2 separate regions of the Mus musculus genome follow, and region 2 is linked to region 1. Evidence: chromatin loops called from intact Hi-C (ENCODE). Cell type or tissue: left cerebral cortex. All regions are shown on one strand.

Evidence for each region. A loop is a pair of places that touch in the nucleus more often than their neighbours do. Peaks named below come from ENCODE experiments on the same cell type or tissue, not always from the same donor. Only the 100,000 strongest peaks of a DNase experiment are listed, where the experiment ranks them.
Region 2: it touches region 1 in a loop (2.0-fold over the local background); 3 of 42 quality-filtered maps call a loop at or near these places.

What each region holds. Positions count from the first base shown.
Region 1 is chr6:8,409,357-8,417,356 of GRCm38, reverse strand. All of the region lies in intron 3 of Umad1 (UMAP1-MVP12 associated (UMA) domain containing 1), which reads right to left. Among named protein-coding and RNA genes, the nearest start is that of Gm46952, 68 kb to the right of the region's middle. In left cerebral cortex, no CTCF peak of the experiment used is centred here; DNase peaks (open chromatin) are centred at 3,125 and 4,226; H3K4me3 peaks cover 547 bases; H3K27ac peaks cover 1,666 bases.
Region 2 is chr6:8,284,479-8,292,478 of GRCm38, reverse strand. The region is part of intron 2 of Umad1 (UMAP1-MVP12 associated (UMA) domain containing 1); the gene reads right to left. Among named protein-coding and RNA genes, the nearest start is that of Umad1, 29 kb to the right of the region's middle. In left cerebral cortex, no CTCF peak of the experiment used is centred here; DNase peaks (open chromatin) are centred at 3,282, 3,711 and 6,760; H3K27ac peaks cover 1,363 bases.

The DNA of each region.
Region 1 (8,000 bases):
TCCTAATATCACGTGGTCTCCAGGGACTAAACTTCTGTCTTCCAGTGTGGCAGCAAGTGCCTTTACCCACTGTGCCATCTTGCTGGCTCACACTGTGCATTTTCATATATGCACAAACGTGAAAGCAGCTATGTTGTACCCCTCTGCATCCAGATGTCCTGAGGCAGGCAAATTCAATTCTGCCATTGAACACAGGAGTGATAGTGTTACTCTCACTGGCCTCGCCTAGCCTAGAACTCCACTAGAAAAACAATGTTTGGCAAACTGAAGAGGTGAGCAGAAAGCTGTGTTATTTGACCTTGGCTCTCATTTTCAAACAGGTTATATTTCAAAATAGAAGATGGGGTTGGAAAAGTAAACACAGCTGTGGTTTTTCCACCCTGTATGAGAATGAAGGAGCCATTCAGAATGGTAGGAGGCCGGCTGCTCCTTCAGCGTACACTTGGAACCCAAAGGAGTGTGCTATTATTTCATGTCACAGAGAGCTCAGGTCAGTATTGCTTTCTTACTGAAGCAAACTCTACACAGTATGAACCTGCCATTAAATGTCTAAATGACAGGCATCAAGGCCCTTCAGGGTCTACAGTCCTCACCACTTCCCACTGCTACAACTGTCATCATCCCATTAAATAAACCAGTCCTCATTTGGCCTTTCCCTGAGCCCACAGCAATCGTTACTATATTTTTCTTTTTAATCCTATGAATTGGTTTATTCGAGGGATCTTATGCAGATGTGACTGGCTTATGTTTAGTAAAATGTTTTCAAGATCCATTCACAAGTGTGACTTGAATCAGAGCCTTTTCAAGGTTGAGTAATATTCCACAGCCTGTATACAGTACACTTTATCATCCAGTTGCTGATAGAAATTTAGAAGTTTATCATCTTTAGAATTTTACAGGACAATACTTTTAGGTAAGAGTATAATTGCCAGGCAGTGGTGGCGCACGCCTTTGATCCCAGCACTTGGGAGGCAGAGGCAGGAGGGTTTCTGAGTTCGAGGCCAGCCTGGTCTACAGAGTGAGTTCCAGGACAGCCAGGGCTACACAGAGAAACCCTGTCTCAAAAAACCAAAACCAAAACCAAAACAAACAGAATATAATCAACTAGGTGAAAAGCTAGGAACCAACAGGGCCAGCAGGAGCCGATGGGTAAAGGAACTCTGAATGTCTAAGAATGGGAGATGAGGAAACAGGAAAATCAGGTGTGACATGGCCCCGCTTACACTAAAGTTATTGCATAACTTCCTAAAGCAAACTTGGCTTGACTTACAAATCATAATTCAAGTTTTTACACCTAAATGTTTTGAGAAGTAAAATCTAAGCCTAAGTGAAAGCATTGGATCTTGTTTGGGGAAGTCTATAATCCCTAACCCTTCCGGCCACAATGGCACAATGGCACAATGGCACAATGGCACATTGGCACAATGGCACAATGGCACAATGGCACTCTGCTGGCTTCTTTTGTGTGCTGTTATGCAGTGCACGGTGTGACTCCCCGCTCTGGAGGAAAGCCCACCCAATAAAAATCATGGTGTCAATAACGTTAACAATGACTTGAGAATGGGCCAAATATTCACAATACGAGAAAAAGTTTAAAGGCCTCAGTTTTTGTATATTTTTAAGAGCCACAATGCTTTACCAGAATAACCTTTCTATAAGTGACTTGGAACTTCTCAAAGGAAAATACACTGAATCATTAGAAAACACAATAAATCAGCTCATCAACAGTAAGCTATAAATGTATAAATAACTCCTGACTACCCTTCCACAGCATTCCCATTGTTTCAGGGAGAGGGAATGGAATTATTAAGAACTAGAGCTATATACCATTATTTGTGGATTTCTAGATGAAAGTCAGTGCCTGGCCCTGGGTGCCAGTGCTCCCTGCTGCACCACAGGGCTTCAGCAAGGCTCTCAGACTTCCTGGATTCCATTCTCTTCTCTGAAACACAAGCTCACTGGACAGGTGAAGCAGCAGCGACGAGCCACAATATGAAGAGCTTTAGACTCTGAACTCTTCCTGACGTGATCCACAGGAAACAACTTTTAATTGATGCACCTGGGAACTGTAGGAGCAGTGGCCAAGGAGTGTGCAAACTCAAGTTATGAAAAGAATTTCTATAATGGAAGAATGCCCATCTTTATAGTGGTCTTGAATATGTAAGAAACAAACACTTAGCTAATGAGAAAAATGGCAGGCCATTTCATCTTTTCAGAAGTTATAGCTCTATAGGAATTAAGAATTTAATATTGACGTTCTTAGAGTAAAAAAATATACAACAGATTAGATTCTATGATTTGTAACAAATGTAGAAAATTTAGTATCAGTATTATGAACAGAATAAGAATAACCATACTAAATATATTAAAATAATTGTGAATATCATTGTTTGAAAATAGCAAATTCAGTTTGGAGGTGAAATTTGGGGCCAAACTGAAAGGATTTAAGGATTTCTTTCTGGATTGCTGTCCCCTGTATGGTGTGAGCTGGTATATCCATTAGAAATGATCCAGGGAATCTGTAGTGTTGTGTTAAGATTTTTGCTTTGCTTCCACTAATAGCAATATGATAAAGTAGAACTTTCCTCTGGTAATGGCAAAGTTTGGAGAGAGAAGGGAATTAAGAAAGACGCATATTCACAAAGATAAGCAAATACTGCTCTTCTAGGTGACTCAAGTTTGATTCCCAACACCAGGACTTGTCAGGGGCATCTGACGGCCCTGGCTTCAGTGGGCACCGGAACTCAAACTGCTCCTTAGAATCAAGTGTAGATACAATCCACCTGCTGCAAACTGCTCCTTAGAATCAAGTGCAGATACAATCCACCTGCTGCAAACTGCTCCTTAGAATCAAGTGTAGATACAATCCACCTGCTGCAAACTGCTCCTTAGAATCAAGTGTAGATACAATCCACCTGCTGCAAACTGCTCCTTAGAATCAAGTGTAGATACAATCCACCTGCTGCAAACTGCTCCTTAGAATCAAGTGTAGATATAATCCACTTGCTGGCTGGCAGAGCTAGAAGAAGAAATGTGACAGGGAAGGGACGCACACAGTTCTTTCCCCTCACGAGTCAGCTTTGTTTCCATGATGTCTGGGCCAGGGAGCAGAGAGGCTGGGGCTGGACGGCAGGCGCAGCATGCACAGCTCTGCGGGGCCCAGGTGCGCATGTGCTGTTGGATAAGCAAATGTGGCTTTCCGAGGCTCGGGATTTCACCAGTTTGCAGACAGCCACTTTCAGAACCTTCCTGAGTGCAGTTTTTCTTTCTGCCTTCCAGAAATAATTGCTACAGTTTTAACTGCTAAATTGACACAAAAGTGTATACGTATAATTTCTAAAAGTGGTCTTAAATGTACAGAAATCACATTTAGAGTTAAATAAAGATTCAGTTTATCCTCCCCAGCTCTCTGCAGGTGAGACAATGATGGGAATTCTCTGAAGACACTAAATAATTCACAGTTTGCCTATGAAGTTGGAAATACAGCGGTTTAGAAAAAGAGCTCCCACACATTATTAAGAAGTAAATTATACTAGCTGTTACTGAATCTAGTTTTGCTAACTTTCTTCTAGGTAAATTGTAAGGTGGGCTTATTTCCAGGACTGCAGGCATTAGCTCACACTGAATGGCACTTATTTGCCAGTCATCTTAGATAACATCTCATTAAGTTTTCTTTATGTGGTAGGTAGGTACCATTTTAATCTCTGGGATGCTTACCCACCATTCTCTGCATCTTGCTCATCTGACCTGCGAAGAAAACAGGGAGCCTTTCAAATGTAGAGTGCACTTGTTTCTGAAGCCCTTACAGTATCTCCTATAGGAGGCTATACAATACTTTATCTTTCTCTCCCAACCAAAGAAGGCACATACAATGCAGAGAAAACCAGTTTTTTTGTGGGGTGGGGTGGGGTGGGTGTTGTATTACGTATCATTTTATATCCAGCTGGATATGCTAATTCTATGCAGATCTTAGAAACCCTGAAATTACATACTGTTTAGACTATTTTAATCCCTGAAAGCACCGCTGTGATCCCTGAATAATGTATTTTTAAAATAACTGCTTTACCTTCACCAAATATATTCAGTTAAATTTCAGAACTTAAAGGGACAGCACGCTGCTCTGTGTTCAGGAAGATGATTCCTCCCAAAGCAAGCCCTTTGTGGGTAATCGTCCAGCAACTGGCACTGCCCACATTTTCTAGCCCACAGCACTTGTGGGACAAGGGCAAGAAGGTGCCAGATGGCTAGGACTTGAGCTGCAATCTGTTCTTAGCAAGTTAAAGGTACTGTCCCTTTAATTGGTTCAAACACAAGCCTCGTGCCCATTTAACATGATTCTATGCTAAGAGATGATATCAGAGGCTAGAAAGGGGAATGAGGACATTTCCGGGACTCTATATAGTCGCAAGCTTCTGGGTGGACCTCGACTGTTGAGAAGTAGGAAGTATATCACCACTATTTACGTTCAGACCAGCACAAAGGAGAGTGATCCTTTCACGCCTGAGGAGCATAGCTGATTGCTTGGACGTATATATCACTTCCTATTTAAATGCTTTCAATTAAAATCCAAACAAAAATTGCTAAGGGTAATAGAGTTCAAGCTAGGAGTATCACTGCGATTGCTTAAAAGATATAAAAAGAGCTGGGATCATATAATAGGAAAAGTAAAATGAATTGCAAGCCAAACAACCTCAAAATTATGAGTGAATAATCAGTCGCTTAAGAGGAAAAAACAGAAAATAATTTCATTTGTGCAAAATATACTCAGTTGGCCTTGTTCCTCTAATTCCAGTAAGCAAAATGTTCACTCTCTTTGAAACCCACAGCAGGTCTTTTTTAAATTTTATTTATTTATTTAATTAAATTTATACTATGAGCTTTGTACTGTCTCCTAACAATGAGTTCTGGGCCAATCACATTAGGTAAAATTAATATGATATTTGAGATCAATACAACAAAAGCCCCACGGTTATCTTGTATGGTCAGGAAATCCAGGCTCACAATATACATGTGGAAGTCATGATACAACCTCGGGGTGTATTCTTCTTTTCCAATCTATTTGAGACAGGGTTTCTCTTATGTTGGTTGCCAGTGCATACTGCAGCCTAGCTGGCCCATGAGTGTCTAACTCTCATCTTCCTGTGGAAGCACTGGAATTAAAGAACTGTACGACTATACTCAGTTGTCCATGCCTTCTGGGGATTCAAACTTGAGTCCCATATCTCTGTGGCAAATCTCCCCAGCCCTCCAATTCCTTTTCACGCTAAAAGCACACTAGCATGGCTAACGGTGAAAGCCTAGACACGTTCCTGCTACTCGCAGGGTTAGAGAAACATGTCTTCTGCTCAGCGCTGTTCTCCAGAGTTTCCCCAGGACAGCTAGGTAGACAGTGAGAGGCATCCACACTGGAGAGGAAGAAGTAAAACTATTACCATACAGCGATGATAGGATTTGTCTAAGTAGAAAATCATGAGGCACCCATTAAAGTGCAATTGCACTCACTAAGAACTACTAAATTTAGCAAGGTTATAGGACACAAGACTCACATTTTAGAAATCAGCTGTGGCTGGTGCTGGAGAGAAGACTCAGTGGAGAAAAAACGCTTTCAGTGCAAGAACGACACTGTGAGTCCATCCCAGTGCCCACATCAAAAGCTACGAGTGGTCAGGCATGCCTGGAAGAACAGGGCTGAGCAGGACGGGAAGAGGCGGAGAAGGATCACTGGGGCTTGCTCACCACCACCCTTATCTAGCTCCAGGTTCAGGGAGAGACCCTGTCGCAAAGAAATAAAGTCAAAAACCATGAAGCAGAATACCTCACATTCTCTGACCTCCACTGACTGTGTGCACACAGGCACATATGTTTGAATATACAGTGTTAGTACAACACACACATACAAACACACACACGCACACTTTAATAAAATCAGATGGTTGTGAACTAAGCAAAGATATTTTGGTAAGCAATGGAGTAAATATACCAAACTAATGTAAAATTGTGATAGAACTGAAAAACTACTATGCCATAACTATTGTTTGTAATATGTAATATATATAAACAACATAAAACTCATGAGTCTATGATGGAACTGATATAAAGAAATCTACTATGTTTACACTTGGATTAAAGTACAAACTAAGTATCCACAGTACATAGTGCTTGATTATGATAAATGCCTCTGTGACTGTTTTACTACAAAAACAATAGTTTTAGTCACTACTTTTAAGTATACTTCACACACACACACACACACACACACACACACACACACACACACACAACTTAAAATTAGCCTCAGGGAGGTCCTTCAGGAAGAAGTCCAGAAGAAAGTCAAGTTCTTCTAGGAAATGGCAGCATTACAGTCTCTGAGGGTTTACAGCAGAAGGTGCTGTGATATATCTAGCTTTGAGGTTAGTCTTCCTGCCATGGGTAGACCTAGAATAACAGTTGTGCTTGCCTGGTACTTGTAAGAAAAAGCTTAAAAATGAAAATATTTAAAAATGGAAAATTACATAGAAGTTATAAAATAACTTAAAGAAATATTTTGCATAGGTAATGTGGTGCTTTGAGTGAGAATGACCCCCACTGGCTTTCTGATTTGCATGTTTAGTCCCCAGGTTTGGAAGATTTAGGAGGTGTGGCCATGTTGGAGTAGGCATATCCTTGTTGGGAGGATGTGGGAGTGGGCTCTGAGGTCTGCACCAGGTACACTGTCTCTCCTCCCCTCTCCTGCCTGTAGATCAGGTTTCAAGCTCATAGTTACTTCTCTAGTGCCTTGCCTGCCTTCTTCCCACCATGAAGATCACGGACCGACCCTCCCAAACTGTGAGCAAGCCGCTAACTAAGGTTTTTCCTTTTCAAGAGTGACTTGTCATGGTGTCTCCTCAAAGCAGCAGAACAGTGACTGAGAAAGCTCCAGTGTGTGTATTTTAATGTTATTACAAAAGCACTAAGATAAAGGTGTACAAAGCAAAAAGTTATAGTAGGCTGAGGTTAACTTTCGTTGAGGAAAACTACTGGAATCCATATGTCATAGGAAGTGCACAGAACTGTTACAGCCTATGGAGGGACAGTTAGGCACAAGGTTACTCACTCAGTGCCTCGCACAGAGGAACTTCCAGTTCTGTATTCTCCAAGCATGGTGAGGTATATCATTTTAAAATGTTGACACCATGGTTTTGATGTGCTGTTTTGATATCTAGACATGTTGACGTGTTTTAACTGCCAACAGTATTCAACACTACTAGCATACTGGGTAGATTTGTAGCCTGGCATCAACAGGCTACACCATACCGCTTAGCTCTGGAGTGGCTCATATCAGCAGTTTGCTGAGTACACTTGATCTTTCCCAGCACCTAATGATGCAGCTTACAGAACACATTCTTGTTGTTAAGTGGCATGTAAATATATGCCTGTACATTGTCATGAACAACCCAGGAATGAAAGTGAGATAAAAATGCATTCATAATGCCATCGAAGGCACTTCTAAATATTCAGGAACCCTTTAATAGAAGCACAAAATTTACATTCTGAAAACCATAAGGGATTTTGAAAAGAAATTAAGGCCTTAAGCAGACAGGAAAGCATCCCACATTCAGGCATCAAATGTAAAGCTGCTCAGATGGAGGCTCCTTAAACCGAGCTTCAGAACCCTCACAATCCTTTCAGAACAGCAGGGGGTTCTTGCAAGAGATTCTAAAACGCAGATCAAATAGCCACAGACCACGAATCACCCAGAATTGTGGAAAAGTAAAACAAAACTGAGACTTGTGATTTCAAAATTCCAGTTGTCAACAGTGTCCTTTGACATAAGGATGAGGAGACCAATCAATGGCCTAGAACTCAAAGACTGGAAATAAACCCAAGTGTTAACAGTCACATGCGTTGTCACCAGAGTGCACTGCACCGTGGAGGAAGATTTTTTTCCCCAGTATTTAACACTGGAAAAGCTTTTTATTCAATGGGAAAAAATTGATGCCCTGTATCACATCATATAAAAA
Region 2 (8,000 bases), 120 kb after region 1:
TCTGGAACAACAAACAACAGCAACAAAAATGCTGATGGACTGGAAAAGAAAATATAAAAATGGCTAAGAGGTCTCTTTAAAAGTGGCCAACATCCTTCGCAATCAAGAAAATGTAAAAAACAAACAAACAAACAAACAAACAAAACAAAACAAAACAAAAAACAAAACAAAACTGCTCTTGAATGGTTAAAAATTTGAGACAGGGCTGGAGAGATGGCTCCGTGGTTAAGAGAACTGACTGTTCTTCCAGAGGTCCTGAGTTCAATTCCCAGCAACCACATGGTGGCTCACAACCATCTGTAATGGGATCTGATGCCCTCTTCTGGTGTGTCTGGAGACAGCTACAGTATACTCATCAATAAAAATAAATCTTAAAAAAAAAATTGAGACAACAAATGCTCACAAGGATGTGAGAAATGGGGGGCCCTCATTCAGTATGGAAGGGAGGGAAAATATATTCCCGATGAGCACTCTCAAGAAGCTCCCAGCACATATGCCATATAACCTAGCACTAACACTGCTTGACAGCTATCCAAAGGACTAGATATCCTTCTACAGAGATACCTTCACTACTGGTCATGTTCACTGCTGCTCCATGCATTTCCATCTGGGAAATGGAAGCAGCCCAGAGGTCCAACTATTGAATGGATAATGAGAATGCCATATACAAACACCATGGAACTCTATCCATCTGTAAAGAAAAATGAAATTATGAAATTTGCAGTAAGTGGATAGAACTGGAAAATATTACACTAATGAGATAACCCAAATCCAGAAAGTCAAATTCCTGTGTTTTCTCTTATTTGTGAATGCTAGCTCATTGAGTTTGGATACAGAACTTGAAGTACCTGTAGAATGCAGGAATGTAGAGGGGAGACACTGGGAAAGGGGAAGAGAATGATCTTTAGAGATGTGGACAGTAGGACACAGATGCTATCGAGGGGAAGGAGAAAAAAATAAGGCACTTAACTAGGGAGGGGAAGGAAGAAAATACAAAGGATAAGGGGGGATGTTTTAAAAGGGGGGATGCTTGAAACATAAGAATGTTTAAAAAGCCATAGGAAAAGCTATTTTTAAATGCATGTATTATTTAAGCCTACGAGTTAAAATGCACATGTTATAATATGTGTGTATACAGTTAAAATAGAGTTAACCCACATGGGGTGATAATATTTGTTCCACAAGCCATAGTCTAACAAACCAACACCCTCCACCCAGTACTAGGCTAGCGATACCCTCGTTCAATTTGCTGGTTAGAGAAATTGAAGCGAGTGAAATAATATAGGCTATTTCTACTTCCATTGCTTGTCTTTCAGACTTTGAAGGTAATGCACTGTCACTGAAGAGGTCACACCACACACTTTGGTTACAGAACTTGGAGAAGTAAAGCTGGTAGTGACCTGGAAGCTTCCCTCCTGAGGGCTAACTGACAGTGCACAAAGGTGATATGCAAATTGCACGGAGAGAAAAGTTATCATCTGTCATCTCCTGGCTGTGAGTCCTAGGAGCTATAGTAACAACTGTTCTGGCAAGGGATGTCCAACAGTACAACAACGGCCCTTACATCCCAGAGGAGCAAACTGTTTCATTGGAATTACGGTCCACACAATAATAGGGAATGCATGCATGCCTCGTACTGTAAACCTGACAAGGAAACTGTGGCTGGAAAGGTCATAGGTTCTAGAGGAGAAACCAGTACTACTACTTTTCTAAATCAATATAAGCTTCCAACGAAGTGCAGCTCTTACTCCTCCTTAAGTAAGATTTTTCAGCAGACAGAAGTTATTACAGAGATCTGCACCTTGTCAAAATGCAAGCAATAAGTGAGTAGGGGGTGCCTAACCCCAATTGGAGGATCTACACAACCCTGCACCTAAGGCTCAGAGAACATTTTTATCAAAAGAGAGGTATAAAGGGACTGGAGGGATGGCTTGGTATTTAAGAGTACCTGCTATTCTTACAGAGGACCTGCGTTTGAAACTCAGAGCGCCTGCCTACGTGATGGTTAACAATCATCTGACACTCGCAGTTCCAGGTGATCTACTACCATATTCTGACTTCACAACTGTGGATGTGTCTGTGTTCATTTTACACTTGGCTACTTAGTATTGGGAAAAGTATTAGGTTCATTCATAGAGAAAACTAATTCTCCCTCCTCTATCACAATTGACTGCCTATAGCACTTCATTTAGAGATGGGACCAGATCATGTGAAATTATGCTTCTATCCCTGTTGGCATATTGACTGGTGTAGTACCTGCAGGTCTTCTATAGGCTGCCATATTGTTTAGAGTTCATGAGTACAGCATCTCTATCATGTCTAGAAGATATTATTGAAGAATACTCACCTGTTCCTCTAGTTCTTACAATCTTTCTACCTCCCCTTTAAAGTGTGTTTTTCCTGAATGTATGTATGTATGTATGTATGTATGTATGTATACCATGTGCATGCCTATTACCCACAGATGTCAGAACATGGTAGTTAGGTTACGTGGAAGGAGTTGGAGGTGGTAGAGGGTGGCACAGAAATGATACAAATACTTGGGTACACACGCGCGTACACACACACACACACACACACACACGGGATATACTATAATATATACTTAGGTAGAAAGTCTCAAAACAGTAAAATAGTAAAAGGAATATATTCAGTAATTAATGAAATTACAGAATTTCTGTTAGAGAACTCTCATTTTAAAGCACATTTTCAAAATCTATACAAAAACAATTATAAACATCAAACAGATTTTAATCACTATTTTAGTGGGCAATAGTAATTATCTCTGGCAAATAACATAAATCAGCTGTACTAGATTATATGAACAGTCATTGATGCAAGTTTGGAAGTAAGTTGCTTTTTTAAAAAATTTTTAAACTCAGTATTCTGTTAAGTAGAAAACTGGCAGATGGCATTATCTTGAAATTCTGCTGTGTCTCCTCACTTCTTCCAACAACACATAAAAGATTTATATTCCAGCAGGAACAAAGAACAATACAAGTAAGAATCAAGGGGTTTTCCTCAATAGCTAACGTAGTGAATTTTCAGATGGGTGAGAGTAACTGTTCTTCAACATGAGCACACCGTGTGGCTTGCTGCTCAGGATTCTGTATATAAAACAATAAGCATTCATGGTCATGAATGAAAATGAAACCCAGGTGTCCTGTCTTCCATTCTAGGATTCTTTCATTGTGTTCTGAAGTCTACATGTAATACGCAAACTCAAAAATTAGATGTAGTAAAATATGTAACACTGAAACTATGCTAAACATAGCTCCTTCCTGGAAACTCTGAGGAGGGCATTGATGATGATACCCACAAATGCAAAGCAGCAGCTAATGGGAATCTGAGTACAAGTCAGCGTGCAGGCCCTGTACTAACAGCAGCAAATGCCAAACTATGAATAACTCAGCCTGTAAAATCTAGGTTCAATCATAAAAAATAATATAAGTGGGAGAGGATGACTAGCTCTTATATAATCACTTCCTCATTTGCTTATATAAAATTTAACTATATTTTTGTATATCCTCTTCTGACTGAATTTCTGTAACAATTTCAGTTCTCATTTTTATAATAAATGAGCCATCTCTTACTGTGACAATTTATGAAGGAAGACACATGAGGACTGAAGTACAACTGGGGATATAGCTATCAGAACCAATATAAAGTCAGCTATGGTGGTGTATACCTGTAAGCCCAGCCAGCCTCAGAGACAGGCAGACCCTTGAACCTCGCTGCCCATAGTCTAACCTACTTGGGGTGTCCCAAACCAGTGAGAGTCCCTGCCTCCTCCCCCAAAACGGTGAATGATGGACATCTTAAGGCTGTCCTCTGTTCTCCACATGCACATGTATAAATTTTTATATATACACACCAAACAAACAAGCCACAAACTATATTATCTTATTAAAAATAGTAAAATGAATTCTAGTGATATGGCTAGTGGGTGCTTGCTGCTAAGCCTTACAACCTGAGTTCAATTCCTGGGATTCAAAGAGTAGGAGAAAACTGATTCCAAATTGTACACTCTAACAATCAAATGAACAGTCACCAGAAACAGAGTGTAATGCTAGAAACTCCCCCAAAGAGAAGGCCTCTGAACAACACTTGTGAGGGTAACCTGGAGATGCATCAGTATTTATCTAAACACACTTTTGGTCTCATTAAACAAGAATTGCTTGAGCTGTTGAAGAGCTCCAAGTCTCACTTAAACTGCAAGTGCTTATTCCAGAACACATGAAGAACGCGAGAGGCTCCTGATGGAAACAACATCTCCTGCATGTAGTTTACTGCTGGACACTTCAGAAGTTAAAGCACTCTGCGCTAAAATAACCATAGCTGTATTACATGCTAAGTATAAAATCCATATGTGAATATAAGGTGACACTGGCAAAAAAGCAGTAACAACAACAAAACCTGTCCTTACTTGTCCTAGCAGGTACATGTTTCTTCCCCAACAAAAGAATATGGAACACAATTTGAAGCTGCTCTAGAAGCCACAATAACTCTTCTAGTTGGATTTCACATTGGCTTTTAAAGGAAATCTCTAACAGAAAGCCAGAAGACAAGTAACCTTTAGGAAAGCCATTCAAGATGAGTACTTGTATTTCACAAGCCTTTTAGAAATGATGGAATGTTGCAACTTGCCTTAGAAAAAACAGAAGAGCCTGATGTCATACTAATATTTCTGTGTGTGTGTGTGTGTGTGTGTGTGTGTGTGTGTGTGTGTGTGTGTTCATATACACACAGGTGCACATGTACTTACATGCATGCTAAATGGTTCTTTTAGACAAAATAATAGCTAAAGTGCTAGACAATAATGAATCTGTCAAAACAAAACAAAACAGAAAACATAACCTTCACTAGTATAGAAGGTGCTAGCTTTCCCGTTAGGCACATCAAAAGGGGCAGGGACCCAGTGGACTGCAAGAGGCATCATTTGTCAATTTGAAAAGCCCCTCCTAGGAAACATACCAAGGTGTAGAATTAGCATCCATGTTGGAGCAGAGAGAGGGAACTCAGAGCTTACTCGGCTTACGCCATGGCTGGCTACACTTTACATAGTCGGAGACCCAGGAAAATCAATAAATCGGGGACCAGCTTATGATGTTCTTAACAGATTTCAAATGGGATGTCTAAAGCAGGGAGTCCTTAAAAGGAACGAGAATGTCATCGATTCTAAGTCTGGGCTGAAACCAATACATGGAACCAATTCAGATAAACCAGTTGGCCAGGATCAGCAACAACTATTCTGAACTGACTCCAAGCCCCCCTCCACACACACACATATACACACACTCAGATGAACATAAAATATTGAGTATTCATTGAGCTTGAATATATGAGTCACTGAGAGACCTACTGGAAGCAAATGAGGCCACAACTTGAGATCCATAGATTTTTAGACTGTTGATACTGGTTAACAGCCAGGGAGAAATGTACTTTCTCATGATGGCATGGAATCAAAATACCCACACCTTTTCTCATCAAATTCAAACAACAGGCTAGTCACTTCCAAATCAGAGATCACAGCACATTATTTTACTGGTTGACTTTCGTTTTTTTGTTTGTTTTTAAAAAATGTACCAAAGTCAGTAGGGAAGCACATTGCTCCAATTCTATCACTGGGAGAAATACTGTCAGCTTAAGGCCAGCCTGGGCAATTAAGTTAATTAACCTCTACTACATAGTAGGTTCTAGGTTAACCTTAGCTACATAGCAGGACCTTATCTCTATCTCACATATACACAGTCTTAGTTAGGTAGACTTTCTATTGCTGTGAAAAGACACTATGACCACAAGAAGTCTTATAACTGGGGCTGGCTTACAGTTTCAGAGGTTCAGTCCATTATCTTCATGGTGGGAACCACGGCAGCATGCAGGCAGACATGTGTTGGAAAGGTAACTGGGAGTTCTACATCTAGATCCACAGCCAACAGGAAGAGAACTGGATTAAATTTACGAGCCCTCAAAGACTGTCGTAACACAGTTCCTCCAACAAAACCACACCTTCTCCAACAAGGCCATACCTATGGACCAAGTGTTCAAATAAGTGAGTACAGGGGCCATTCCTATTCAAACCTCTACACACACACACACACACACACACACAGTCTGGAAGATGACTCAGCAGAAGGCACAAGCCGCCAAGCATGATGCATGATGATCTGAGCTCAGTCCCTGGATCTACATAAGAGAAGGAAACCACCAACTTCCACAGAGGTCCCCTTACCTCCCCATACATGCATGGCATGTGTATGCCCTCACACATACATACACACATACATATACATACATACATACATGTATACACACATACATATACATACATACATACATGTATACATTCATACATGCATATATGAATGAAAAGTTTTTTTTAAAGACCATATGTATCATCAACTTCAGGGCAAAAAAGATATAAAATCAGTTATTAATTTATTGTATGATCTGCACATGTTCCATATAAAGGTCAATGGTCCATGTCAATCATTCATGTCCTTGCCATTTAAATATAAAATATCATCTATAAAATATTATGTACAAAATGCTGCTGAAATTTAAAGATGACACACTTATTACCAAGATGTGTACTTAAAACAAAATTTACTACTGATGGTCCCTGCAGAAGTGCACATGCTCTGAGCAGAGCTAATTCACTCAAGACTGTGGTGTAAGAGGGTCAGATTCTGTTGGCAGAAATTCCACTGCCAGAAAAACTGAATGTGGTTTAGAAGTGAATGCCAAGGGCTATGAAGAGCCCGACTGTTCGAGCTCTGAGACTAAACACTCAGGAAGTTTAATGCATGAATGTGACAAGGAAAGGGCATGGCTGAAAAACATGCAACAAAAGTCAATTGGACAGTATCAGATTAACCATCATTTCAGTCTAGAAAGAGCCAGAGAGACCAGAGTCAGCAGATGTCGATTCCTCCACATCCTTTCTTATCTGATGGAGCATAACCATTGTATGTTATAAATCAAATCCCAAAGTTGGCTGGTCCTGAGAACTCTACATGAGATAAACTATGTGAAGAAATGTTCATGACAACAAACTGTTGCCTGCTTGCTTGGCAGGGAGCAACAGTGCTTCTCTCCACGGCAAATCAAGCCTGAAGCTTTCTTGGGAGTGTTCTGATAGCATGTAGACAAATTCCCAATTTCTTAATAGCGCTATCCCATAGGTACAGAAGGTCACCAAAGGTTGGCTTTTTTCCCTCTCTTTTCCTTTTAGTTAAAATCTGTCCAAAAATAGCTTCCTTAAGTCAATAGTTTTAACAAACAATCCAGATCAGTTGATAATAGCAGTAGTTAAAAGACTTCTCACAAAGGCTATAGGGATGGCTCAGTGGTTAATAGTACTTGCTGCTTTGAGGACCCATATAGTGACTTACTGTCTATAACTCCAGTTCCAAGGGATAAAAGCCTTGTAACCTCTACAGGCATCAGGCACATGAGTGATATCAGATATACTTACAGGTGATCACTTACAAAATTAAAACAATAGTTTAAATTTAAAAAAAGACAAAGATCTCACAGCTTGGGAAGATAGTAGAGATGGAAAATGCTTACAAAGAAAGAATGAGAATGGACCTAAGTTATTCCCAGCACCCATGTAAAAAGACCAGGTACTCACCAACACCTGGGGAGTAGAGCCTCCTTGGAACTTCCTAACCAGGCAACCTAGCTAACTTGGTGAGCTCCAGCAACTAGGGTGACACTTTGAAAACCAAGGTGGCTCCTGACGACAGCAACTGAGTTTGACTCCTGGCTTCCAAGTGCACACATGTGCACACATACTCATACCCAGGCACCTACAAATACACATCAGTGCACACATCAAAACACACATGCACACATACACATGTTTTACACTAATAACAATTTAAAATAATAAAATGAAGAAAGAGGTGTCATTCTTCAGTTGAAAAAAGATCTTTTTAATAATTGACATTTTAAGGTAGCATATGATTTCAACTTAACCAAACAGTCAACACAAA